2 separate regions of the Mus musculus genome follow, and region 1 is linked to region 2. Evidence: chromatin contacts called from ENCODE Hi-C or POLR2A ChIA-PET data. All regions are on one chromosome and are shown on one strand. Each heading gives the region's core, a stretch centred on a gene start or an enhancer-like site at or near the end of the contact. The rest is flanking DNA. Distances are from core to core; before and after follow the strand shown. Region 1 overlaps Rnf216 (ring finger protein 216). Region 2 holds the start of Fbxl18 (F-box and leucine-rich repeat protein 18).

Region 1 (4,762 bases), core at 1,271-3,770, 160 kb before region 2:
GCAGGTGATATCAATAGGAGTCAAACCTAGAGCTTCCAGCTGCTCTTTATGTATGCTTGGGAAAGTTTTATTGTGTTTGTTTTCAGAGTCTTTATCTTTTGGAGATAGTCACTGAAATCTTTATAAATGAACCAAGTAGTCTGGAATTTGTTCATGGCTGTACGGGAGGGTGGGTGGGGTGGAAGAAGATGAAGGGACTAGATAAGCTAAAATTGACTCTGAGTCGATCGTTAGTGGCTGGGTCCATGGGATTCTTTATATTATCTACCTTTGCCTTTTCCTTACCAATCATCACTAAGTGTTGGAAGTGTAGCTTTGTGGTAGACCTAGCCATGTCTAAGGACCTGGGTTCAAGTTCTAGCACTATAAGAACTAAATAAAACAACTAAACAATTGCACATCTTCCATTTTGCTATGTCTGTGCTTTTGCCTGTTTTGCTTTGCTTTGCTAGTCTTGAGTATGTATGCATCCCTCACAGGGAATGAAACTCCCTTACTAATTGGCTTATCCTAGGGTTTAAATCTGTACTTTTCTGAGATGAGCTTGGTCACAGGAATGGCAGCAACTGTCTGTGCAAGGACAAATGGCTCATCACCCTGGAAGAGGGTTCTGTGTCAAGATTCTACATGAGAGTCTGTGTTCTTTGATTAGTACCTGAGAGGTGGAGCAGGTGGAACCTATCAGAGCAACACACATGGAATTGATGCTGGACAGCAGAGCGGCTGCTTGGAAAGACTATGCAGCAGGTGTGGCCTCCTCCTCCTCCTGCCTTCCTTATTCCTGCAGGCTCTGGTGTGACTACACTGACTATTCCATCTCCAGGGCATCTTGCATGCAGGCTACTCTACCTGAAGGCCTGAAGAGAGACCAGATAATTTTAGAGCATCCAAAATTATTTGGACTTCCAGTCCAAAGTCAATGCTTCTTAGAAAGCTGAGATTGGCATTTGCTTTTCAAAAAGAAACAGACGAAGTCTGTCAGATTAAATTCCAGTAGCCTCATGAAAGTACTTCCCCACTCCCAACCCCCAGATTTATTCCCACCAGAGGTTCATATGAAAAGCATTTTGGCTTCAAATGCTCCCTGTGCCTGAGAAGCTGATCCAGATTCTAAGCCACAGCAAGTAAAATACTAGTTTCTTTCTTTTCTTGTCTTGTCTTTCCTTTTGCCTTCCTCTCCTTTCCTGTCAAACTAAAAACACCACTGTCCTTTCAGAAACTTGACTCTTTCTCCTCACCCTATGAAAGCCTCCCCTTTACCCAGGGGCGTGTGCTCTCTTCCAGGGCAGCCTTGCTGCTTCTTACTAGACTGGCAGAGCTGTTCCCCTTTCCCTTTGCCTCTCTTCTGCACAGAGGCAATGGAACACTACAGTTACAAGAACAGTTAGGTAATTCAACAGCTGTGCTGGGAGCAGTGCTACAGGCCAGCTCATCTAGACAGCAGTGAGAGATAGTGGGACTCCCAAGAAGAAAAGATCACTAGGGTTTGTCACACTGAGAAAAACACTAAGTGTGAGCTATGTCTTAGCCTGACTATGCTGCAGTAAGATATAATGGGTGGAGACAGAATGTTACTGTGGGGCCAGAGGATTATGTGAGCTGAGCTGTTTTCAGGGTCAGCCAATAGACAAGTATGACCACAGTGGAAGGAACTACAATTAGGCAGAAAAACAGACTCCAGATCATGGACTGTGACAGTGTGAAGTCAGTTCTATAGATGCCAGGAAACTATAACAGGTTTCATAGTGGGTTCATGGTGCTTTAGAGGGAACCTTTAATTCTGAGAGGAAGTAGCAGATAGAGATCTTCCTGAAGCCTTGTCAGAGCCTGAGGACACATAGTCTTTTAGTCCTAGATAAATCTTCTTAGCCTTTGTTAACAAGCCTGTTAACAAAGCTCTGAGTATTTGCATGGGTATTTCCCAGTTCCCAGAAGTGAGATGGGAGTGGCTAAAGAGGCACCAGTCTTTTGGATTTTGTAAACTGGAGGTGCCAAGGAGAGTGGCTTGGGGCCACACAGGCCACTCCAGGTCCATCTGGGATACAGACTCTACATTGGTGCCCAGGAATATCATTCCTCCTCCTTGTGGTTGTCTCTGAAGCAGATTTCTGGGCAGTTGGTGTGTCCCTACAGTTTGACAGACCAGCTTCCCTCCACCCCCCACTCCCCATCCTTGGGAACATTAAATGTAAAAGAAACTGTGCAAGCATCACAGTTGTGTGCTCCCTACCCCCCATTTTAAAGGGCTTGTTTTCCACCCGAAAGCATGTTGTATAAGCTTAATTTCTCTCACTCAGATAAGCTTAATTTCCCTAACTCTTGATGTGCCTACAGAGAATTGCCTAATTCTTCTTTTGCAATGTGTGTCTGCAGCTGGGAAGCCTGCTTTTTTTCTTCAGGCCTCTTGACAGAAATGCAAACAGTTTGCCTTGTGTTGCAAACTACTGCTTTATCAGCAGAAGGGCCTGGGACCTTACTGTGCTTTCATGGGGTGGACTTTTATCTGCAGTGGGCGGCTGCTTTCTTGGCCTTCTGTCATGTGAGATTACCTCCCTGCCAGACCCCAGTCTCAATAGCTTGTGCTCAAGGTACATGGATCCAGTGATTGGAACTGAGTCCTCTGGGCATCTCTGCTCAGAACTTTCACATAATGCAAGACTTTTCCATACCTTATTTTATGAAAAGAATGTTTCTACAAAATCAAGGCTCACTCCTCCTAAGTGGCATGTCCATTCACAGGCAAAGTAAAGGAGGGTGCCTCCAGCAGTTGGCCAGGCCTGTTTTCTCTTAGCAGATGCCTGGTATGTACCATCTAGCCTGAAGGAAGAACACTATTCTATGGCTGCCAAAACCACAACAAATGACAGCTCTCCTTCTGTCATCTCTGGGCCCCAATGCTGGGCCAGTAATTCATTTTTCTACCATAAAAGGGCAATGAGATTTTTCTGTAGTAACCCTGCCTGCTGCACCATGAGGAGAAAGCAGAGACAGACAAGGAGTGCTACTGTGGTCAGTCCTGGTCTTGCTTAGTTCAGACGCCAGCATGACAGTAGAGGCAGGAGGAGGACTCATCTGCTTATTCTCTGCCTGCAATAAGACTTGAACTCTGCCCAGCTGTGTATTGTTGACATTTGGTTCTCATGGCTTGTAATTGTAGATACCCAGTTTTTAAAAGAGACCTGGGAGATCCTATATGCCAGATACCCTCAGTGCTCTTAGCCAGTATAAATGAAGGACTTAATTGGTGGGTTTCTGTTCATCACTTCAAGTCTTTGGAAAGTGTAAAATCTGTGTAAAGTGTTATCCATTAAAACCCTAGGATCTTGTCAGTGATAATAAATAGTTGTTAGAATCAATATACAAGTAGTTCTAAAAAGTAAATGCTCATGCCAGATTTGGTATGGCACTTCTGCAGTCTTAGCACTTTAGGTCAAGGCAAAGACTATCAAGGAGTTTTAGGAACCTTGGCTACATGAAGCCCTGGCTCAAAAAGAAAAGAAAAATCAAAAGAGAATGCAAGCACTTAGCTTTTTTGATACTATTATAATACTTTGAATGGGGATGGAAAGTTGGCTTAGTGCAACTTAGAGCACATGGTGCTCTTGCAGAGAACCTAAGTTCCGTTCCCAACACCCAAGTCAGGCAGCTCACAAACATCTCCAGCTGTAGCTCCAGAGGAATCCAGTACCTTTAATAGAGTACTTTTGAAATAGTTGTTGTGAAGTTTCTGCTCTATGCTCCCCAGCCAGAAGACTTAAGGTAAGCTAAGAAAGTGTCAAAAAGGGCTGGTGAGATGCCTCAGCAGGTAAGAGCACCCGATTGCTCTTCCGAAGGTCCGGAGTTCAAATCCCAGCAACCACATGGTGGCTCACAACCATCTGTAACGAGATCTGACTCCCCTTTCTGGAGTGTCTAAAGACAGCTACAGTGTACTTACATATAGTAAATAATAAATAAATCTTTAAAAAAAATGTAGCTTTCATAAGACTGTGTTAAAAAAAAAAAAAGGCTGCCTCAGCCAGCACAGGGGTTTCTTATAAAGAACTGCAGTTGGCTTTGTCTTTTAAATCTCCATTCTGACTGGTTTCATAGCGGAAGCTGGAACTGAGTAGAACACATTCTTAAGTGAATAAAGGTCAGCCAAGAATCTTGCTGATCCAGAAATTTGGGAGGAAAGCAAGGCTCTCCAAAGTTGCACGTTATTACCCAAATAGTTCTGGCTGGGTCTGTATTCAACTGGCTCCCATTCAGAAATGAATCACAAGTCATTCCTGAACGAGAGAGTCATTGAAGAGGCAAGCTTTGTGGAGTAAAGTATCACATACCTAGACCCTGTTCTCAAAGCAGTAAGACTACCTTGAAGCTCACGATGTTCTGGCAAGTGGAGCAGATGGATGGGTACCTGAAAATGGAAGGTTCACAGAGCTTGGTCATTTGTTTTCTCTTTAAGACTTTTCTCAATTCCTTTTTCTCACTAGCCCAAACCTGAGGCTTTGCATAAGCCAGCTCTTGACACTTTTGAGCTGTTAAATTGCTGATTAATTTGATAGATAACTTCTGGCTTATGCCAAGACCTGTGCTGCCCTGGGGATGCACAAGAGGATGGGTGGCACATTTCATTGGTCCCATGTGGTTTGCTTCTAGAAACTTTTGGAAGCATTGTTTGCTCCCTGTCTTGTCTCCACTCCCTCCCCATCTCGCTATATACCCCAGGCTGGCCTCAAGCTTGTGTGCTCTGTGCTGCTCCTCCACTTGAGTAATG
Region 2 (4,739 bases), core at 1,987-4,486:
TTTTAGGCAGGCATAAGTAAGTAGCCAAATAAGGCACTAGACCTTGGTGCTTTAAGAATCTAGTAGTTTAGCAAGGGAGAGGGCAAGCCCAATGCCACGTTTGCTTTGCTTGGACCCGTGCTTCACGCTGGGCTGGAGAGATGGCTCAGTGGTTAAGAACAAGCCTATGTGTTCTTTTATAGTGCACTTTTATTAAAATCTAAATTAACTTAGCAGATCTTTTATATTAAGTAGTGTATTTAGTTTCTGACTTTTGGTTTTTTATGTTTCGTTTGTATAAATATTAATTATTTGGGCTAATGCATCTGGACCATGTTCAAGGTCATGGAGATGCCAAATATGTATGTAGCCAAGGCCAATGAGGCTGTTGGGGAGTATGGAGCTGAGAAGTGTCTAAGCAGATACAAAATAGAGGCAGACAAGATGGCGTTACCTTAGTCACTTCAAGACAAACCACTGTTTGCACGTGAAGACCAGAGGACAACTTTATTTTCTCTTTCTAGTTTTATGTGGGTTCTGAGCCACCTTGGCAGCCCAACTCTCTTCTTCTTTTTTTCAGTTTGAAAGATACTTCAAGACAAGCCTTGTATCACTGGTCTCCACCCAGGCCAGTGATATCTTTGTAGTGTGTCACAGTCTTGGCTTTTCTTGGAATGTCCTTGAGCTGGAATCCAGTCCCACGCTGGGAGCCTTTTCTGATTGGCCTCCTTTGTTGCATAATGTGCCTCCAAGTTTGATGGCACACATCTGTGACTCTGGCACCTGGGAACTTGGAAAGGCAGGAGGAGCTGCAGTTGGAGGCCAGCCTGAAATAAATAGTAACCTTCGGACCAGTCTAAGCTTTATGATACCGTAGTGCAAAGAAACCTGGAAAGGGCTTGCAAAGCGGCTCACTGAGGAAGAGCATCTGCCGCACAAGTGACCTGACGACAGCCAATAGAAACCACTGCTGGGGCTGGCGAGATGGCTCAGTGGTTAAGAGCGCCGACTGCTCTTCTGAAGGTCCTGAGTTCAAATCCCAGCAACCACATGGTGGCTCACAACCATCCGTAACGAAATCTGATGGAGTATATGAGGACAGCTACAGTGTACTTACATATAATAAATAAATAAATCTTTAAAAAAAAAAAAAAAAAGAAACCACTGCTGATGGGGCTGGAGAGATGGCTCAACGGTTAAGAGCACTGACTGCCCTTCCAGAGGTCCTGAGTTCAATTCCCAGCAATTCCCACATGGTGGCTCACAACCATCTGGTGTGTCTGAAGACAGCGACAGTGTACTCATATACATTAAATAAATAATTTTTTTTTTTTAAAAGAAACCACTGCCAAAGGAGGAAACTGACTCCCCGGGTCTGTCCTTCAACGTCTGCATGTGCTTCCTGCTACATGCACCTATACACCTCTCTCTCTCTCTGTCTCCCCACACAATGTAAAATAAGAAATATAATTAAAAATGAAAAGGGAAGAAGTTGTTGAGTGTTGATGGTAGTGGTGGGAGATGGGCTGGGGTGTACATTTGTGGCCATCTTTATCTGGCACAGTGAGAATCAGCTGATGTCGAGCGATCGGGCTCCATCAGTGGCTCCAACTCACCCCTGTGCCCACCCCTTTCTGTGGCTTCCTGTTGCTCGTAAATTTTCTCTTCTCTGTAGTAGATGACAATGCTAAACTGGAGGGTTTAACCAGGGGCTTCAAACTCAGCTTTCCTGCTGTGTTCATAATTTGATTAATTTTTATAATTATTATTTTAGTTATGTGTCCCAAGGGAAGAAGGGTGTATTAGTTCCTCTATAGCCTTGGCAGTCCTGAAACGCACTATGTAGACCAGGCTGGCTTCAAACTCACTATATAGCCTAGGGTAACCTTGACCTGCAGGTCTTCCTGCCTCCACTTTCTGAGTCCTAAGATTGTTTCCGTTTGGTTTGGTTTATATAGTGCCAGGGACGGAACCCCGGGTTATGTATCTGCTAGACAAATACTCAAATGAACTACATCCCCAGCTCCCATTAAACTATTATCTTAATTTTAAACCATCTGGACTTCCTTCCTGACTCTTTCTCTGTGTACACTCGAGCGAGAGCACATGTGCATGACCAGTGCAGACACAGACACCAGAGGGCAGCTTCTAGAAGGCAGTCTTCTCCTTCCAGCGTGTGGGTCCTTGGAATCAAACTCACTTCAGGTGGTCAGTCAGAGTCAAGCTCCTTTCCCTGACGAGTCATTTCACGAGCTCTAGGAAACCATTTTTAACTGGAAACGCCGTGGAAACATTTATTATTCATTTATTCAGCAAATATTTATTTGTTCAGTGTTGACATGCAAAGAACAGTACCAGGCAGACTCTCTGCTTAGTTATGGGGGTACAGGCAGGGTGCTTACTTAGCACGCATGAAAGGAAGCCTTAGGTTCAATCCTCAGTAGTGTTAAAAAACAAAACAGCCGGGCGTGGTGGCGCACGCCTTTAATCCCAGCACTCGGGAGGCAGAGGCAGGCGGATTTCTGAGTTCGAGGCCAGCCTGGTCTACAAAGTGAGCTCCAGGACAGCCAGGGCTATACAGAGAAACCCTGTCTCGATAAACCCAAAACAAACAAACAAACAAACAAAAAAACAAAACAAAACCAAAAACCAACAACAACAACAACAAAACAAGATGGGGCTGGAGAGATGGCTCAGCGGTTAAGAGCACTGACTGCTCTTCCAGAGGTCCTGAGTTCAATTCCCAGAAACTTTGTCTGAAGACAGCTCCAGTGCACTCACATACATTAAATAAACAGTGGCCTAGGCATAGATGGGAGGCAGAGGTAGGCGGATTTTGTGACTTCAAGGCCAGCTTGGTCTTTATAGCTAATTCCAGGACAGCCAGGACTACAGAGTGAGACTCAAAACAAGCAAAAAGGCTTAGCAAGTCAGGCGGTGCAAAGAGCTATTGAGAGTTGTAACGCAAGATGAGGGGCAAATTCAGGAGCGTGTGCACATGAAGGTTGCTATGGTTATCTAGGATACCTGAGCGCTGTGACAGATGACTTGGAGCGCAGTGTGTAGCGCGAATGGCAAATGCAAAGGCCTGGAGCAGAACGCATGTTGTTGGAGCGACAGCAAGAAACTGCGGAGGTAGCTTAAGAGACTGGTCACTCGTGACCTTCTGGACGCCTCTGAATCCTGAGAGTACTTTATGCCACACCCAACATGGCGACCGCACCGGGTCCATCCGGGCGCAAGCGGAAGTACGTCTAGGCGTGCGCCGCAGCCACGCCCCTTACCGGGGTCTCTGTGGAGCTGTGGCCGCGCCGGCTTCGAGCATCCCTACGCTGGCAGGCTGGGGGACTGTGAGGCTGCAGCTCCGGCGGCTAGCTCCGGAGAGGTACGACCTGCACCTCCAGCCCCGGCGGCTGGAGTCCCCTCTGGGCTTCCCTCCCGACCCTGGCTTTATTCCAAGGCCCATCCTTGCCGTCTCCTACCCTCCTACCAGGCCCTCTCCTCTCCTGACCCCATCTGTTCCCAGGCGCACAATCTCGATGGCCAGAATGGACCCTTTCACGTGGCCTGCTGAGTTTCCAGGCCTTTCCCCCGTCTCCTTGTGTGTTGGCTCTGCCCTCGCAGCTATGGGACGTTGTCCCTTCTGCTTGTGTTTTCTTGTTTGTTTTACACTGTAGCCCAGTCTAGCCTGGAGTTCAGTGTGCAGCCCAGGCTGGTTTTGAACGTACAGCAATCTTTCTATTGTAGCCTTTGTAAATCTGGGGTTACAGGTGTGCATCATCACGCGGTGGTTAATGTGCAGCTAAGGGTGGAACTCAGGGCTTCGACCCCATTCCCAGCCCTGGCTTCTTCTTTTTTTCTATCAGCTTAAGTGCAGCCCACTTCTTTCTGGAGTCTACTTGTGATGCGCGGGAGTGTGATAGGGCGTCGGACTGACCCCAGAGCTTTATGATCTAGGTCAGCTGGAGAATCCCACTGCGTCTTGTTACGGGTGTGCAGTATTTTTTTCTGCAGACGACAGTATGGGGCCGTGGCGGGGGTTAGGGGAGCACCTGGTAGCTTCCCTGTTGCCTTCCTCCCTATCTTGAGTTATATTTGTTCTTTCCTAGGTACTCGCATCTGGGGGTACACCTATTTATCATATTAGCGTGTGTGTATGCGTGAGTACTGGCATGTGCATGTCATGGGTGCGTGTCGTGGCGTACATGTGGAAGTCAGAGGACCACTTTGAAGAGTTGGTTGTTGCCTTTTATCTGGTTTATATTAGTGTGTGTGTGTGTGTGTATGTGTGTATGTATAACTGTGTGTGGGTATGTGTACATGAGTACAGGTGTCTGAGGAGACCAGAGGATCATGTGCACCCGGTGTTGGAGTTACACAGGTGGTTATTCGCCTCCCCAGTGTGGGTACTGGGAATCGAACTCAGGTCCTCCGAAAGAGTAGTACTAAATTATCGCTTCTGCCTTTCCCCCCAGTTGAGACAGGATCTCTCTTGATGGTGTATACTCCAGAGTAGCTGGCTTGTGAGCTTTTGACAGATGCCCCTATCTCCTCCTCTCACTTTGCGCTAGCAGTGTTGGGATGGCAGATGTGGGTCACTGCATCCAGCATTTTATGTGGGTCCCAGGGTTTGAACTTGGGTCATCGGGTTTGCAAGGCAAGCTCTCTTGCTCACTTAGCCGTCTTGCTGATCTCTGGGCACACTTTTAAGTCCTAGGAGTTTCCTTGCATTTATCCAGTGAGACTTACAAGTGTTTTCC

What was found. A loop is a pair of places that touch in the nucleus more often than their neighbours do. ChIA-PET counts read pairs that join two places held with the same protein, here RNA polymerase II (POLR2A).
Region 1: POLR2A ChIA-PET joins it to region 2 with 29 read pairs in Patski. The contact joins the enhancer-like site here to the promoter of Fbxl18 in region 2. A Hi-C loop is called at or near these places in 4 of 37 maps with a recorded cell type or tissue (CH12F3, mature B cell and v-Abl transformed pro-B cells). POLR2A ChIA-PET finds 5 or more read pairs at or near these places in 4 of 5 experiments (Patski and embryonic stem cell).

The regions. Positions count from the first base shown.
Region 1 is chr5:143,056,094-143,060,855 of GRCm38, reverse strand. The region is part of intron 13 of Rnf216 (ring finger protein 216); the gene reads left to right. It overlaps Gm43380 (a long non-coding RNA gene), which reads right to left. Exons shown (of 3, transcript XR_003955828.1): 2 at 4,326-4,762. Among named protein-coding and RNA genes, the nearest start is that of Gm43380, 19 kb to the right of the region's middle. Within about 2 kb of position 2,520, at least 1 of the 3 ENCODE cell types and tissues checked has a DNase peak (open chromatin) inside an H3K27ac peak, as active enhancers do.
Region 2 is chr5:142,893,735-142,898,473 of GRCm38, reverse strand. Fbxl18 (F-box and leucine-rich repeat protein 18) reads left to right here and starts at 3,236. Exons shown (of 5, transcript NM_001033312.3): 1 at 3,236-3,364. It overlaps Gm38733 (a long non-coding RNA gene), which reads right to left and starts at 3,170. Exons shown (of 2, transcript XR_003955825.1): 1 at 3,007-3,170; 2 at 1-769.